3 separate regions of the Mus musculus genome follow, and regions 2 and 3 are each linked to region 1. A link is a loop called in an ENCODE intact Hi-C map of the cell type or tissue named here. Cell type or tissue: heart. All regions are shown on one strand.

Region 1 (5,000 bases):
CTGAGGAAGTAAACAAATAGGATACATAGGCCCGCTGCAAATAATCAGGGCTGTGCTAGAAAGGTCCAAAAGGGTATTATTCAGACAACTAATAGCATCTGTCTTCTTATTCCAAGGAGCTTTGACATGAATTGAAATACTTTTTTGAGACATTAAATACCAGACAGACAACAATACTAGCTGGGATTCATCTATGTTTTAAATAGCACAACCTTGTCAGCTTTGAGCCCCGAATATGAAGTATATTTTCAAAAGCAATCATCTTTTCTAGTTGATAGTACTGAAAAATTAGCTGACATGAGTGTCATTTCTACCTTCAAGGAGATAACTACATGGTTATCAAAGCTAAGTTCATCAAGGAATTGTTTATATCAGTAAGGACTTGGGGTATATCCTTTCATGAGAAAAGAATATGTGTCAAATACATAATTTGTGAACTAGTATGCACTCTTGTGAGATATTTTTTATTTTAGTTTTAGAGAAATGTTTAAAAGAAAACAAGACAGAACTTTTTGATTATTACATTATTTCATCCTATATCTGTACAACTTATCTGCATTTTTGTTTGGCTTACATGCTTTGAATCTGCATATGCATGTATTGTTTTCATAAAACAGTGACTCTTTTAAAAAAAAGAACACCAAAAACCTAAGGAAGGGAGTGGTCATTTGACCAATATTGTTTCTATTTCCATTCCTTTTTGCCTGTGATTTTGCTAAATATGACTATGCCTAAACTTAGAACTTATCCTTGGGGGTGTTTCTTATCTTTGTTAAAATGATGTTATTCTTTAGTCATTATAACTCTTAATAGAGTTCGGGACTCATAGAATTCTGAGGTTGGTTTTATATTTAGAACACTTGGACTTCCAGGCAGTTTTCTTTTACATTTATGCATGGCAATTTTTTTTTTTTTGTCTGTGTGTGGTGGAGTTAAGCCTGAGCAGGAGCTGAGAAAAAGAGAAGGATGGAGCTAAGGATGTCTGGGAGAGAAGTTGGAGGGCCATGGACCAGAGAAAGGGCACTCACCTGTTCTTCTTTTCTGGCCTGTCCTATCAGTTTCTCATTCTTTCCTCAATTTTCTCATCTGAAAAGGAGACCTTTGAATTCAAATCCCTAGCTTTGTTTCAAGTTTTAAACTTCCTTTGGAAGAATTTTTTTTGAGGGGGGGGGATTTATTGGTGCCGTTCAGTAGCTTCCTAAAACTACACACAATGAATTGGTTCATCACCTAGATCCCAGCCTACTATGGTTGGAATGTGGCTTTTCTTCCCCAGACTCTGATCTCGATTATCATGTGTTAGAGGGTGAGGCTAAGTAAAAGTGTTGATTTTGTTAGGACTCTCCCCTTACTTACCGAATGAACGACGATGAACGGCTCAATTCTTTCTTGTGACTAATGGATTAATGAATGAATGGGCTATTCAGTGACTGATATAAAATCGAGTTCGGCTAGGTCTCCAATATGCTTTCTGTTTCCTGCCGTGATATCTGGCTGGTTCACGACTTAATAAACAAAAATCACCACACACAGCTCCTTGTCTACAATCATAACCAGAATATACCTGTTCTTTACAACTTAGCATCTATAATAGTAGAGGCAGAAAGTGGATTCAGATAAAGCTTAAATGTCTTATTCCAAAACCCTCACTTTTAATAGCTATGCTGTGGTGTGCTCAGAACTGCATAGTTTGAACATTTATCAAGCAGGGCACAGTGTTTCCATCCGGGGGCCTGGCCTTGCAGATGATGGTTAAGGTCTCTAGATCTTACTTCCACTCCCTGCTGCCTCACCAGGTGGCAACCCACTTCCGTTGCTGCCACAAAGATAGCTTCTTGGTACACAGGACCTTTGCCAAAGCAGAGCAGACGAGTTTGTAAAACTCTCTCTCTCTCTCTTTTTTTTTTTTTTTTTTTTTTGGTTTTTCAAGACAGGGTTTCTCTGTATAGCCCTGGCTGTCCCGGAACTCACTTATTAGACCAGGCTGGCCTCCAACTCCCGAGTGCTAGGCGTGCACCACCACTCCCCGCTGAGTTTGTAAAACTCTTAAGTATTTGCCATAGCAGAACAGAAGTAAAATGCCATTACACACATTCCTCCAAGAGGCTTTCTGTCCGTTGTCACTATATGAGTTCTCTGTTCTTCTGAGGCACACATCTGGTTACAGAGCACTCTTCATTATGCCAAATCTCTTGTTATTAAGGATAGAGGAATGCTGTGAAAGGAAAAGAGGCAAAAAAAAAGGGGGGGGGGGCTAAGATTGGGTTAGAGGTCAGCGTGACGTTGAGGTTTGTTCCACAGACAACAGTTTAAAAGGCAGTTCTTTACTTGTACTCCCTGCTAATTTCGCTTTCTGCTTTCCTGAGAGAATTAGAACACTCAACCTCACCAGAAGGGGGCTAAAAAAACCCTGAGCTCGGGGAAGCCGGGACTTCCCAGCCCACTCCGCAGGAGGGCGGGGCAAACACCCGGCGGCCAATCCCCGCATCCGCAGGTCGCGGTGTCCCCGCCCACTCTGCCCAGGCCCCGCCCTTCCCCGGGGCTGCTGCTGCTGCTGCAGCTGCTGCAGCCGGGACGTCAGCATCTCCGAGACCCCTGGGTGGCGGCTGCGCAGTAGGCGGGCCGTGGTCCAGGCCGCGCGGTCGGGAGGGGCGGAGCGAGCGGCGGGAGCGAGCGGCAGGAGCGCGCGCCGGGCCCGCCTCGGCCGCCGCCGCCGCCGCCGCCGCCGGGAGATGATCTGGGCGGCCGCGGGCGGCCCAGGCTAGCGGCCCCTGCCCGTGCTGCGGCGGGCCAGGGCAGCGAAGGTCGCGGGTGGGGGGTCGTCCTCCTCCCCGCCTCCGGGAGGGGCGAGAGGGAGCCGGGGCTGATGTCAGGGACGGCGGGCGGAGGCGCCCGAGGGCTGCGGGTCCAGGGGCTCGGCTGCCGGCGGCAGGGCGACTGAGGGTTCGGGAACGCCGCCCGGGTCCGCGTCCCCGTCCGCGCCGGCGCGGCCAAACAGGTGTCTCGGGCGGCGGGCGAGCGGCCACCCTCGCGCTCTCCGCGGCCCGGCGTGTCCGGCCCGAGGCGCCCGGGGCGGGCCAGCGCCGAGCGGTCCTGCCCGCCGCCCCGCCCCGGGCCTCCGCGCGCCCGGCGCCCGCCAGCTGTGTGCACTCAGGTGCGGGCACCTTCCGGCCGCAACAGTCCCGAGTGCCCGCCGCCGTTGGACCGTCAGCTTTGTCTGGAGCTGGTCGGTTATGGTTGGAACTTTCCCTGCCCTTCGTTGACTGAGTGAACCAGCCAGGTGTGTTGGGGGCTTGCTACGCGCAGGATTTAAAAAAAAAATGTTTTTTGTTTTTTCTTTTTCCTTTGGTAACAAAGTGTGATGGCTTTCCTAGATGTTGGCTAGTTAAACAAAGTGCTTTGACTTTAGATAGATACTCTTCTAAATTAACTAATTTAAGAGTGAGGATCGGGGATTAATGCTTTTGAGCTCTGTCCACACTTCTTACTAGTGGCGTGGGACTTAGAATATTCTAAGATCCCTTACTTCCTGGAAAAAAAATTTTTTTTTTCCAATCTAGATCTTTGTATTCACGGTATTTCCTTTTAGTACATACTGTCAAAAGATGTATTCTGAGTTAAAAAGTTACAAAGTTAGAACTTCAGTGCTTCAGACTGAGTAGGCAACGCGGAAGGGACAGAAGTTTGGTAATTTGCAGGAAGTTGAGGATAGACCACAGATAGCTCAGCCTGGTGCCAAGAAAAAAATGCTGTGCACACTACAAGTTGTTTGATTCTGGTGGAAGTTTGGATTTGGAAGTGGAAACTTGAGTTTTTAGAAGGTATTTATAAACGGTACAATTTTCCAGTTCCTTATCAGATAAATGTCAGACGAGCCTTGTGCACACGATATTGTGTGCTCTAAGCATTGTATAGCATTTCTGCCAGCTGTAGTATATATTTTTGTCCAGTTTAAATGAATATAAGGTTTGAAGTTACCAAACAGTTAACTCTTTTCACCATATGTTCAGTAAAACTGACTTAGGAAGGCAAGTATGACTCACTGAAAAGTCAGCATTAGTGGACAACTAACTTTAGTGTTTCAGATTTTCTTGAAATTTATGTTTTCCTCTATCTTTTTACTCAGGACTCAGCAGTTTACAAATGCTTTGTGGTCATTTCCCACTTAAACTCCCTCTCCCTACATTGTGCTCTTAAAAAAAAAATCAGCCTACAGTTGTGGATAACTTTAATATCAAGCAGTTTAAAAGTACATATAATGAGTTAATGTTTGGCTAATTGTATTCAAAAGTATGTGCTGTATATTGCTTGTGTGTTGATTTTGCTGAAATGAAAATTGTGTTATTCAGCTTAACTATAAACTCATGATAATATAAAGTCAAATCTTTGGTGAAAGTAGTGGTTGGAATTTTGTTGCAATTTATTTATGAATCAAATGTGAATTGAAATTGTTACCTTAATGCTCCTGTTTACCTATTACATTCAAAAGTTGGCTTTTCGGTACAGATATTTTAAAAGGACTTTGAGATTTTAACAACTAGCTTGAAATAAAAGAAAGATACATGTTTTTAATTACCAAATCTGGTGGGACTAAGGTCTTTTTAAAAATTAAAAATTTAAATTAACATGCCAAGTGGTGAGATTCATATATACGTTGGTCATTATACTTTGGTTTTATTCGCTTAAAGAAAACAAGACTTGCTGCATAAAATGTGAAGTTGGCCTTTTATCTTTCAATCCAATAAGAAACAAATGATAAAGTGTACTTAATTTTTTGCATATAATTGAAATGTCACTCCCCACCTGGTGTTGGGGGTGGGGCGGTGTAAGTCACTCAGCTGCAACTGTTTTTTTTTTTTTTTTTCCTGTTAGGTGTGAAACAGGAAGCTGTTCTTTATGAATCAGGGAGTCCCATTTGAAGGTGGAGACACCAAACAGAAACTTAAAACAAATTATCTTGCACCTGCAGTATGAAGTGTAGTAAGGGCCTGGGGAGGCAG
Region 2 (5,000 bases), 140 kb after region 1:
ACTCTCAGCGTGAAGTGGAATCCCATCCAGAGAGCTGGCCTCAAGAGCTACTGAGTTCTTTCTTTGCAGCTACTCTCACAACCTGTGTTTCAGTAATTAGTGAAGCAACCATGAAGTACTAAGTTTAGGCATCAGACTATAACCTACAAGCATCATGTTTGCAATTTTCCTTTATCCGTTCCGATGACACTGGCTCTTGGCAACATACCGAATCCTTTTATAGTCCAATTTTTACCATTTTTGGAATGAAATTTTGTCTCTGCAAAATTTCACATGTTAAAAGTCATGAACCCCAGCACCTCTGAATGTGGCTGATCAGAAATGGGGCTTATCAAGATGTGAAGTTAGACGAGGACTGAGTTTGATCTCAACAACTCACTTTTTAAAAGGGGGGGGGGGAACGAGGATCCCAGCTTGCCTACCAGCCTAGCCTACTTGGCAAATTCCAGGATGATATTTAAGACAGGGTTTCAAATTTTTAGGTGAAAATTAAAGAGAAAAAGACCTAGCTGCTTAAAGTAGACCAGGAGTGCTTCAGTTAGCTATTGCCACACAAAGGCCTCGGGACTTTATTTTTTTTTTTTTTTTTTTTTGCATTCTAATCCTAGGTTTTATTCAACAGTCCTTTCACTCTACACAAGTACAAACACAACCTTATCTAAAATGCTACAAAGTTATAAAACTCAAAACAAATTTTATAGTACTGACTGTACAATAAAAGCAAAAAGGGGCAATGTACACACTGCCAAGGTTAACCTGCAACATCACCATGAATGGCAGGTGACAACGGGGTGGGGTAGGTTTCATGAGGACCCTGTAGAACTGGCTCACAAATTCTAGAAAGTAACAGAGACACGGGGACAGAAAGGTAACCATTTGTGGAGGAATCCTTCAAAGGTTTTAGCCCTCTAAGTTGAAGCGTACTCAGCAGGGCATGGTCGGCCCAACAGAACAGCATTGTGGTCCTTTGCACAGGTGTGGCACAGCGGGGGCTAGACCAGGCTGTCTGGTTCTGGGTCATCTGTGGAAATCCGTGTGCTGCCATAGGTTCCAGCTGGCTCTGCTACCAGCCTATCAAGAACTGAAGGGATGAACTTTCTAGCCAGAAAACTACAGGGCACCTCTATGGGAGCAGCCGTGAACCAACAGTAGCTCTACAAGCCAGAACCCTTCTGTAGAGGAGATATCTCAACTGCTGTACCCAGTAAGGGATCCTTCTCTACAGACCCTCACTTGGCTAGAGAAAAGGACAAAACAGAGTCTGGGGAACATAAGTTACAGAGGTACGAATCAATGTCCCTGCTTATCGGGAGGAGTTGGAGCTGGATCGGCTCCTGTGGCGGCGGCGGCCAGGAGAGCGAGACCTCCTACGCACAGGGGACCTGCGTCTTGGGGATCGAGACCTTCTCCTCATCCGTGGGGGTGACCTACGCCACATGGGAGGTGGTGGAAGCATCCTCCTAGGAGGGCTGAATCGCCGAGGTGGTGGCCGAGGCCAGGGTGCCAACACAGCAGTAGCAGTGATCTCTTGGCCATCAATTTGTCCTCCATCCATGTGTTTCAGAGCCTTCTCTGCTTCATCGGGATTCTCAAACTCCACATATGCATAGCCTTTGGAGAGGTGAGGATGCATCCTCTCGACAGGCATGTCAATCATTTTGATTTTCCCGTAAGTAGAAAATATTTCCATGATATGATCCTTGGTCACATTCCTGGTGAGCCTCCCAATGTGCACTTTGGTTGGTTTAGGTGAAGGGCTCCGCCTTTTCCTCTCTTTTTCATCTCTTTTAGGTGGTTTGGATTTGGAGCGGGAGCGCCGCCTGTTGTCATGCCTGCGCCGAGAAGGGCTTGGGGAGCCGGAGGAGCTGCTAGAACTGGAGCTCCGGGACATGCTGGAGCTTCCTGAGCGGCTGGATGCAGAGGACGAGCTGGAGCCACTGCTTGAGCCTGTGCTGGTGCTGGAGCCCGAGCTGGAGGTTGAGCTGGACCTAGACCTGGTACTGCTGCTTCCGCTTGAAGCACTGCGTCTCTTCCGAGTCTTATCTCTGCCACGATCCTTCTCACTTGACTCTTTAGTGGCCCCTTTATCTTTAGATCGATCCTTGGACTTCTCATCAGATCGGTCCTTGCGTTTGGTAGGAGAAGGAGCCATCTTCCCAAGGCCGCCACCTCCTCCCGCTCTTCTCAGACCCGGACGCCGGCGCTGCCTCGGGACTTTAAACGAGCACTTCACATTACTAAGATGCGAACTGGATGGTTTGTGAATCCGAACCTTGCTGAATTCAGTCATGCATCTCGGGATTGGCTGAGGACTGAGCGTCTATAAGGACCCTACTTGCAATTTTGAAAATCGATTTTCCATGGATTGAGTCCAACGGGCCAAGTTTCACTCATCACCCCACACACTAATTCATGATGCAATGTTAGGCATTTACAGCAGAGCAGATATATAATGTATATATGTGTATATATATGTATGGGTATATATATTATGTATATATGTGTGTATATATTTAAATCTAAGTCTCTTGAAAAGACCTTTTTCCCCCTTCTCTCCTCCCTCTTGTTCCCCGCCACCGTTCGCTCTGGCGCCACCATGTGGTTGTTGGTATGTGAACTCATGACCTCCGGAAGAGCAGTTAGTGCTCTTAACCGCTGAGCCATCTCACCAGCCCCGAGATCACTTAATTTCTGTAAAACTCTGTCTCCAAAAGAGAAGAAAATGGGTAGAGGACACATAAAGACGACCACTTGAGGTTAGCACTGACTTCTGCCCTCCCTGCACACACCTACATATCTGCACCCACATACATAAAGGGAGAGAAGGCTCCGAAGAAATAAAGCCCGGAGAAAGACTGGCTTGCTAGCCTCTAGAGAAGCCTCAGAAGAAGAAAACCTACGTCTGTTGTCTCTGCAACCGTTCGTATGTTATATACTCCACAGCAGGCACAGGGACCAGCGCACCTGCCCCCCATGCTCATTCTTTCTGATGCATCTTCCATGAGTCACTGCTTTTTCTGCTTCCTCGCTCCTTCAGCTCACTCAGTTCACTGGCCTAGCAAAAATGGAACCTGGGCGAATATAGCTGTGAATCTTGTTCATGTCTGCTTTTGAACTGTGGAATGTGCCTGGGGAATATTTTAACGCATATGATCTGATGTAGCATTAGAGTCTTGTCTCAAATCTCAACCAGGTCTTCTATTTTCTTTACTAGGTTTCCTCTACGCCCCATTCTCCTCCCACTCTTGATAAAGTCTTTTGACTCCCCCAGTTCTTACTCTACTTTCTTCCACAAGTCAGTACACAGCTCTGTTTTCTCCTCACCTTTCCTGCTTTCCACCTTCACAGGAAGCAGGCTCCTGCTTCACCTTCTGTTGCGTAGCCTCTGCTCACCCTTCACTTAGGAAGGGTCACTTTCAAAGATCTCCTCTTTCCCCTGTCTTCAACCTATCCTATACAAACCCCTATCCTATATCACTTAAATATGAGTAAGTCTATCCCATTAAGAACACCGTGACAAATGATCACAGTGACAAACTGCCACCCAAGCTCATATCTTTTATTTTTTAAAGGGGGGGAGCCTTTATTCACCAGGACTGAAAGAGTGCAGAGAGACCGGATGCAATCCCAGGAAGCTCTAGAGGTGAAGAAGAAACCTGTGAGAATCCTACTGTGAGGAGGGAATTCTTTGTAATGGAGAGAGACATAAAAGAAGTCACCTGTGTGGAAGTGGGCAGTAGACTGTTGAAAATGTCATTGTTGAACAACTGGTGCAGACACACCATGACTCTTTCCCCCACAGCCTGCCCCAAGGCACCAGGCACACTAATCACCAATGTTCTGGTTCTTAGAGGCAGGACCTGCTGCTGTGACAATGGAGGGCTGGAGTGAGGGCGCGTTGGTGAATCGCCTGCCAACCCTGAAGCTCTGTGCCACCTCTGAGCACTCAGCACCATTCCTGTGAGCCAGTGACAGGAAGAAACAGCTAGGGCTCACTGTCACGACCAGACTGCAGATGAAAAACAGAAAGTATGCAAACAAGACTGCCAGCTTCTCCCCAGGTAAGCCAAAACCATCTACATGCAGAAAAGAGGCTCTTTCCATGGGGATCAGGCATCCTCAGCAGGAGGGCCCCATACAGGACTGTCTGAGAAAACCACCAATGTTACCCCTGACATCCCTATCATAGGTAAGATACTTCACAGGCTAGCCACCGATCGTCAAGTGCTGGGGGTAGGTAGTAAGTTTTCAGGGAAAGAGAAATCCCAGTGGTGATACATTTAGTTTGTTCCCCTGGAGGAGATACCTTTCCCTGGCTTGCCTCGAGTGTCACGTCTTCAGACAGTGTTCTGAAAACATGTTGCAAACAAAATCCTACAGTTATATATATTTTCAGTCAAGTACAAATATTTTGCTTCAATTCTTCGATTTATGAAGACTTTCTGGACAGACACAGTCTGTTGAAAAGAAGCAGAATTCTAAGGATCTAGTATTTTTTTTGGTAGAACATGATTTTAATATTTTCAACATACAGAATAATTATTTTAAGATATATTTTGTTGTTATGCCTCTCTTTTCATTTCTGATTTTATTAATTTGGATACTGTCTCTGTGCCCTCTAGTTAGTCTGGCTAAGGGCTTATCTATTTTGTTGATTTTTCTCAAAGAACCAGCTCCTGGTTTTGTTGATTCTTTGTATAGTTCTTTTTGTTTCTATTTTGTTAATTTCAGCCCTGAGTTTGATTATTTCCTGCCTTCTACTCCTTTTGGGTGTATTTGCTTCTTTTTGTTCTACAGCTTTCAGGTGTGCTGTCAAGCTGCTAGTGTAAGGTCTCTTCAGTTTCTTTTTGGAGGCACTTAAAGCTCTGAGTTTTCCTCCTACCACTACTTTCTTTGTGTCCCATAAGTTTTGGTATGATGTGTCTTCATTCATTAAACTCTAAAAAGTTTAAACTCTTTCTTTCTTTCTTCCTTGACCAAGTTATCACTGAGTAGGAGTT
Region 3 (5,000 bases), 420 kb after region 1:
ACTGTGGATAAATCTTACATGTTCTATATCAAGTAACCAAATAGTATATGGATTTGTCGGCATAAAATATCAAAGATGTTTTAAGCACATTAAACATAAAACTTTAAAAAATTTAGAAATATAAAAATATGCATGAATATATATATATATATATATATATATATATATATATATATGAAAATTAAACATAGAAAATAAAACTGACTAGCAATGCCACTTAGTATGAAGCAGGAGGAACACACCTGGGGCCAGCTCTTGAAGGCCAGGCTTGTGATTATGGAAGAAGCAGTTTAAAAAATTTTTCACATGTATTTTTTGGATTTTTTTTTTAAGGAATAAAAATTGTTATCCAACCAATACTTAAGGGACACTTTCAGAAATGTTGGAGCCCTAAGAATCACTAAAGTTTAGAAATGGAAATAAGACAAAATATGAGAGCATGAATTTGATTTTTAAAGTTATACAAGTGTAATCTTCACATTTCCACCCCCAAATCAGAAATAATAAGAAACCCCAAAAAATTAAATATGAGAGCATATCACTTAAAACATACTGGCTCCATCAATTCAATGGTTCCATTTTTTCCTTCTCCATCTGAAAGAATAAACATTTTTCCAGTGGGATGAATCTAAAAAAGGAAATCAAGACAAAAAGCCATAGATTTAGAAAACAGAATCTACAGAAATGAATATTTAAAAGATTCCCTGAAGTTTCATTTGGTTGAATATAAAGTAATAGGGGTTTTGGACAGTTTATTTGGTTCAAGTTATAATCTTATTACCTGATCAGATGATTGTAAGCCCAGTTAATTTTGAATTTCTAATAAACAACAAATATTTGCTTAGTGTTTTGTGTGGTTTCTTTTATTTGCAAAAGACACTTGGTACACTAAAACTAAACGAGGCTTTCACTGTCTAATGAAATTCTGCCAACATTCTTGATTTAGTACATCTCACAGAATACCTTCTTTTTGAGGGGTTGTTTGTTTGTTTGTTTTCGAGACAGGGTTTCTCAGTATAGCCCTGGCTGTCCTGGAACTCACTCTGTAGACCAGGCTGGGCTCGAACTCAGAAATTCACCTGCCTCTGCCTCCCGAGTGCTGGGATTAAAGGCGTGCGCCACCACCGCCCGGCTCAGAATACTTTCTTTTAAAATTAAGAACGATGATCTAAAAGAACTGGTTGCCAGATCTGAGGAAGACTTCCCTTGAAACTGAGCTCTGCCACTCGATGTGAGGTTTGAGCAGCTCAGTCAGCCTACCTGTTTAGTTAGAAATTCTTTTCCCTTAGAAAATGTGTGAATGAAATGACCTAGCAGGTAAGTCCTTACAGAGGATTTTCTTTCCCTCGGCACTCTCAATTTCTGGGCCTTTGGGCTTAATTTTTACCTATAGGAAGGACGAGGCTGCAATCTAAGACTGGGCTAGATACAAGGTATCTATAGAATATGGGAGGGGCTATCAAGAAATGTTTCATAGGGAGACGACTGCAAAGTAGAAAAACTAGGCCCATAAATAGAGACGGCTGCAAAAGACAGGGAAGCAAGAAGCTAAGTCTGGCTAAAACAAAAACTCGAACAACAGACAGAGGAGCCAGGTTTGTAAATACCTTCCTGGTAAATAAAGAAAGGGGGCGCGGAGCGCTTGGATCTAAAAGGTCATTCCAAACAGTTTTGGGGACATAAAAGAAGCGGCACCAAAATGTTGCTGCAATGGCTTAGCAGTTTCCACAAGCTCTTCTTGTGAAAACTACAGCAAGCTGGAGGGCAATGCTGCTTAAAGGTGACCTGCTCCCAGCCTCAGCTCCCGACCCCGCAGTCCTTCCCGAGTGGCCGTGGTCCCGTCCTCTCGCCCGAACCCGCATGCACCTTTTCCAGCTTCCCCACGAAGCACACGGGCCGGTCGATATACTGTGGTAACATGCTGGCGTTGACGCGCGCTTTGGGGAGCTGCATTATGTCCTCCATGATTCTGCCGCCAACACTCGCAACCCGCAGGAAAGCAGAAAATGATTGACGCCCAGCGGGCGGCCGCGCCAACCCGGGCAGATTTCCCGAACACCAATCAGAGGAGACGTACGCTCCAGACCCACCAATCAAATCCACGGGAGCATCTGGTTCGCTCGCACCGGGCTGGCGGAGGGGCTCAAGGCTTCCGGAAGTACTGGTAGACTGCCTAGTGACGCGCGGCGTTCCGGAAGTCACTGGGGCCGAAACCCGGCGGGCAGTGGAGGCGGGACTTAGAGGGGCGGGGGCTGAGGCCTGGGACCCGGGATCTGGAGCGGCCGAACGTCGACTTGACCCCGGAAGTAAGCTGAAGGACCGTGGTGGGTGGCGAGCTGCGGGCTGCGGCGGAGTCTCAGGTAGCTTTCTTGCGGGAGGTGTCTGGATCTCCGCGCCTCTCTCCTCCCGAGGGCTGAACCGTCGGGGTGGTGGGCGGAGTCGGGCTCCTGGTCCCGGAATGCCGCGGTGCGGGCACTGACAGTTGCCAGCTTTTGCGCGGGTGGCGCGGGTGCGTGCCTAACCTGGGGTTTGGGGTTTTTATTTTTGAGCCAGTTCTACCTGTAGAGAACCATCGTCAGTCTTTACCCCTCCCTCAGGAGGTTGTTGCTAGGAGACGTTGTGTAACGGACCTGCCTGCTTTACCCACTGGCAGCAAGAGGTGCTGCCCCTCTCTTTACCTTGGACCTTTTGCTAGCCTTGGCGGTGTGGAGGTGTCCATTTCCTCACCTCCTGGGTGCTGGCGTGCATTGGGGCTCCGGTAGAGGAGGACCCCCGGGAAGGACTAGAGATGACAGGCTTCACCAGCTGTTGGACCCAAGCTAGTGCTCCTCCACTGGCGTCACATTTTCTCTTTCTGCAAATGAGGGGTTGACTGCTTTGTAAGGTGCTAGATAACTCTAATTTTGGGTTGTAATACTATATCTAGTTCCCCGAAGTACTCAGAGCTGGCTGTCTGAAAGACAGTTTATTCCAAGATTTGAAGAAAATTGTCGGATGTGTTTCTGGTTCAGAAAATGACTGGATGCTGGTGGCTGTTGATTTTAGTAATTTCACCAGCAAGGGATTGGTACTGAGAAATTTCAAAATGAACGCACATAAAAATACCTTCAAAAGAGGTTGCAGAAATTAAAACATAATTTTAATTGCGTCTCATAATTATGTGGAACAGTGTCTGGATTTTTCTAAAGCCAAAGACTTATTAACCTTCAAATTCAGGGCTAATAACTCAGTTCCAATAATTCAGTTCCAATGTAGCCTGCTGTTGCTGCCTTAAGTAATAAAATACAAAGATCTGGTTCCATCTATTTAAGAGTGAAATCCAATCTCCCCTATTTAAACGATTGTTAGCTCTCCTTAGTGTTCATGTGACATTTAATATGTGTGTCTTAATTCTGTTGTGATTAAAACAAGTTTAAAATTTTTTTCCTTAGTTGTGGGCTGCATTTCCTTTGGGTGCTGGCAAGTCGGTATTGAGGCATTCATGATATAGCACTGCGTTTTCTACCCTGGTGCATAGCACCCTTTTAGTTCAGTGAAAAGTAACCAGCAAGAAGTAAGTTCCCAGTTCAGGTCTAGTTTGCTTTATCTGTGTGCTGCAAGCAAATGGTACCCTGTCTCCAGACATAGGTTCTTACCATCTAGTTGTGGTGGACAGCTCGGAGCATTGTAGAAAATCGTGTTGTTTGTGTGCCTTTGGGTCATCCTTCTCAAGAACTCTAGGGAGGTATATCACAGCCTTTCAGCCCTGAGATTTTTGTTTAGTAGCTCATGCCTTTAGGGGAAGCATTCTTTTCCCATGCAGGGTATTCCCATTTAAATTTCCTTTTAAAACCAGTTAAACTTTTCAATTAGCTTACAAAGTAGTAGGTTTTCCTGAGACCTCTTTATACATCCTTAGTCTTGGTTAGCCCAACCTCGTGTTCCCATCTCCACTTAAGCCTTTCACCCCCCAGTATTCTCCTCCAATGAACTACTTTTATAGCTCACATGTTCTACTATCTCTTACACTCCTTGAAATTTCTCTGTAGCCATCTTTGGCCTTTTGTAGCTTCCTGACCTCTAAAGATACCACAAATGTAAGCACACAAATCTAAAACCTTAAAACTAGGATCCATATGTGAGAGAGGACACAATGTTTGTCTTCCTTGGCCTGGGTTACCTCATTCACTATAATAATATTTTCCAGCCCCTTTATTTTTTTTGTAAAATTCATAATCTCATTTTTTTCTGTATAGCTGAATACAACTCCATTGTGTATATGTATTGTGTATATGTATATGTATTGTGTATATGTGTACGTATATGTATACATATTTGTTCATTGGTAGCTGGACATTCGGGATGATTCCATTTCCGAGCTATTGTCAATAGAGCAGCCATGAACATGGATCTCAGAGCATCTCTATAAAAGAATACTGAGTACTGTAAATGTAAGCCCAGGAGTGGTATGGCTAAGTCATATGGGAGTTTTCTTTTCAGCCTTCTACGAGACCTATACAGTGACTGCCAGTCTTACTGATTTTTCTGCCAAACCTAGCTTGTGTAGAAAAGGTTTATTTGGCTTCTATATCCCGAATCATAGTCCGTTGAGGGAAGCCAAGGCAGAAACTCAAACTGTGCTTCTAGAAGTCAGAGCTGATACAGAAGCCATGGAGGCTGACTGGCTTGCTCCAGAGTTAGGGTTAGGGTTAGGGTTTGATAACTTAAAATTATAGATTCATGTTTTGTGGAACTTTTTATTGTTGATTTCTGTGGTTTGGTTTCAGGCTGTGTTTCTCAAGAAAAGATTTGTTTCCTTGCTTGCACAATGTTTGGCCCCAGGCTTTGTGCCTCTTCACTGTGGGACATAGTTAATTAAAACCCAGGATCCATCGGGAGTATCCATCGGAAGTCAGTACTGGCCATGAAAAAGATACTCGTTGTTACTACTTGGATATTTCCCCCATAGATTTTTAGCCTTTCCTTCTTTCTGGACTCAGTAAAATTTCCTTATCTCTTAA

The links. Peaks named below come from ENCODE experiments on the same cell type or tissue, not always from the same donor. Only the 100,000 strongest peaks of a DNase experiment are listed, where the experiment ranks them.
Region 2: a loop joins it to region 1, with 7 times the contacts of the local background. A loop is called at or near these places in 7 of 42 quality-filtered maps.
Region 3: a loop joins it to region 1, with 2.4 times the contacts of the local background. A loop is called at or near these places in 2 of 42 quality-filtered maps.

What each region holds. Positions count from the first base shown.
Region 1 is chr6:7,842,115-7,847,114 of GRCm38, forward strand. It overlaps C1galt1 (core 1 synthase, glycoprotein-N-acetylgalactosamine 3-beta-galactosyltransferase, 1), which reads left to right and starts at 3,110. Exons shown (of 4, transcript NM_052993.3): 1 at 3,110-3,280. In heart, a CTCF peak has its summit at 2,404 (motif pointing right); a DNase peak (open chromatin) is centred at 2,587; H3K4me3 peaks cover 2,342 bases; H3K27ac peaks cover 1,979 bases.
Region 2 is chr6:7,981,235-7,986,234 of GRCm38, forward strand. It overlaps Gm35446 (a long non-coding RNA gene), which reads left to right. Exons shown (of 4, transcript XR_377335.2): 2 at 3,852-4,061. It also overlaps the pseudogene Rnps1-ps. Among named protein-coding and RNA genes, the nearest start is that of Gm35446, 2.9 kb to the left of the region's middle. In heart, a CTCF peak has its summit at 2,602 (motif pointing left); no DNase peak of the experiment used is centred here; H3K4me3 peaks cover 765 bases.
Region 3 is chr6:8,257,134-8,262,133 of GRCm38, forward strand. It overlaps Rpa3 (replication protein A3), which reads right to left and starts at 2,008. Exons shown (of 4, transcript NM_026632.4): 1 at 1,867-2,008; 2 at 554-628. The coding sequence starts at 1,965. It overlaps Umad1 (UMAP1-MVP12 associated (UMA) domain containing 1), which reads left to right and starts at 2,155. Exons shown (of 4, transcript NM_001302354.1): 1 at 2,155-2,360. In heart, no CTCF peak of the experiment used is centred here; a DNase peak (open chromatin) is centred at 2,108; H3K4me3 peaks cover 2,344 bases; H3K27ac peaks cover 1,735 bases.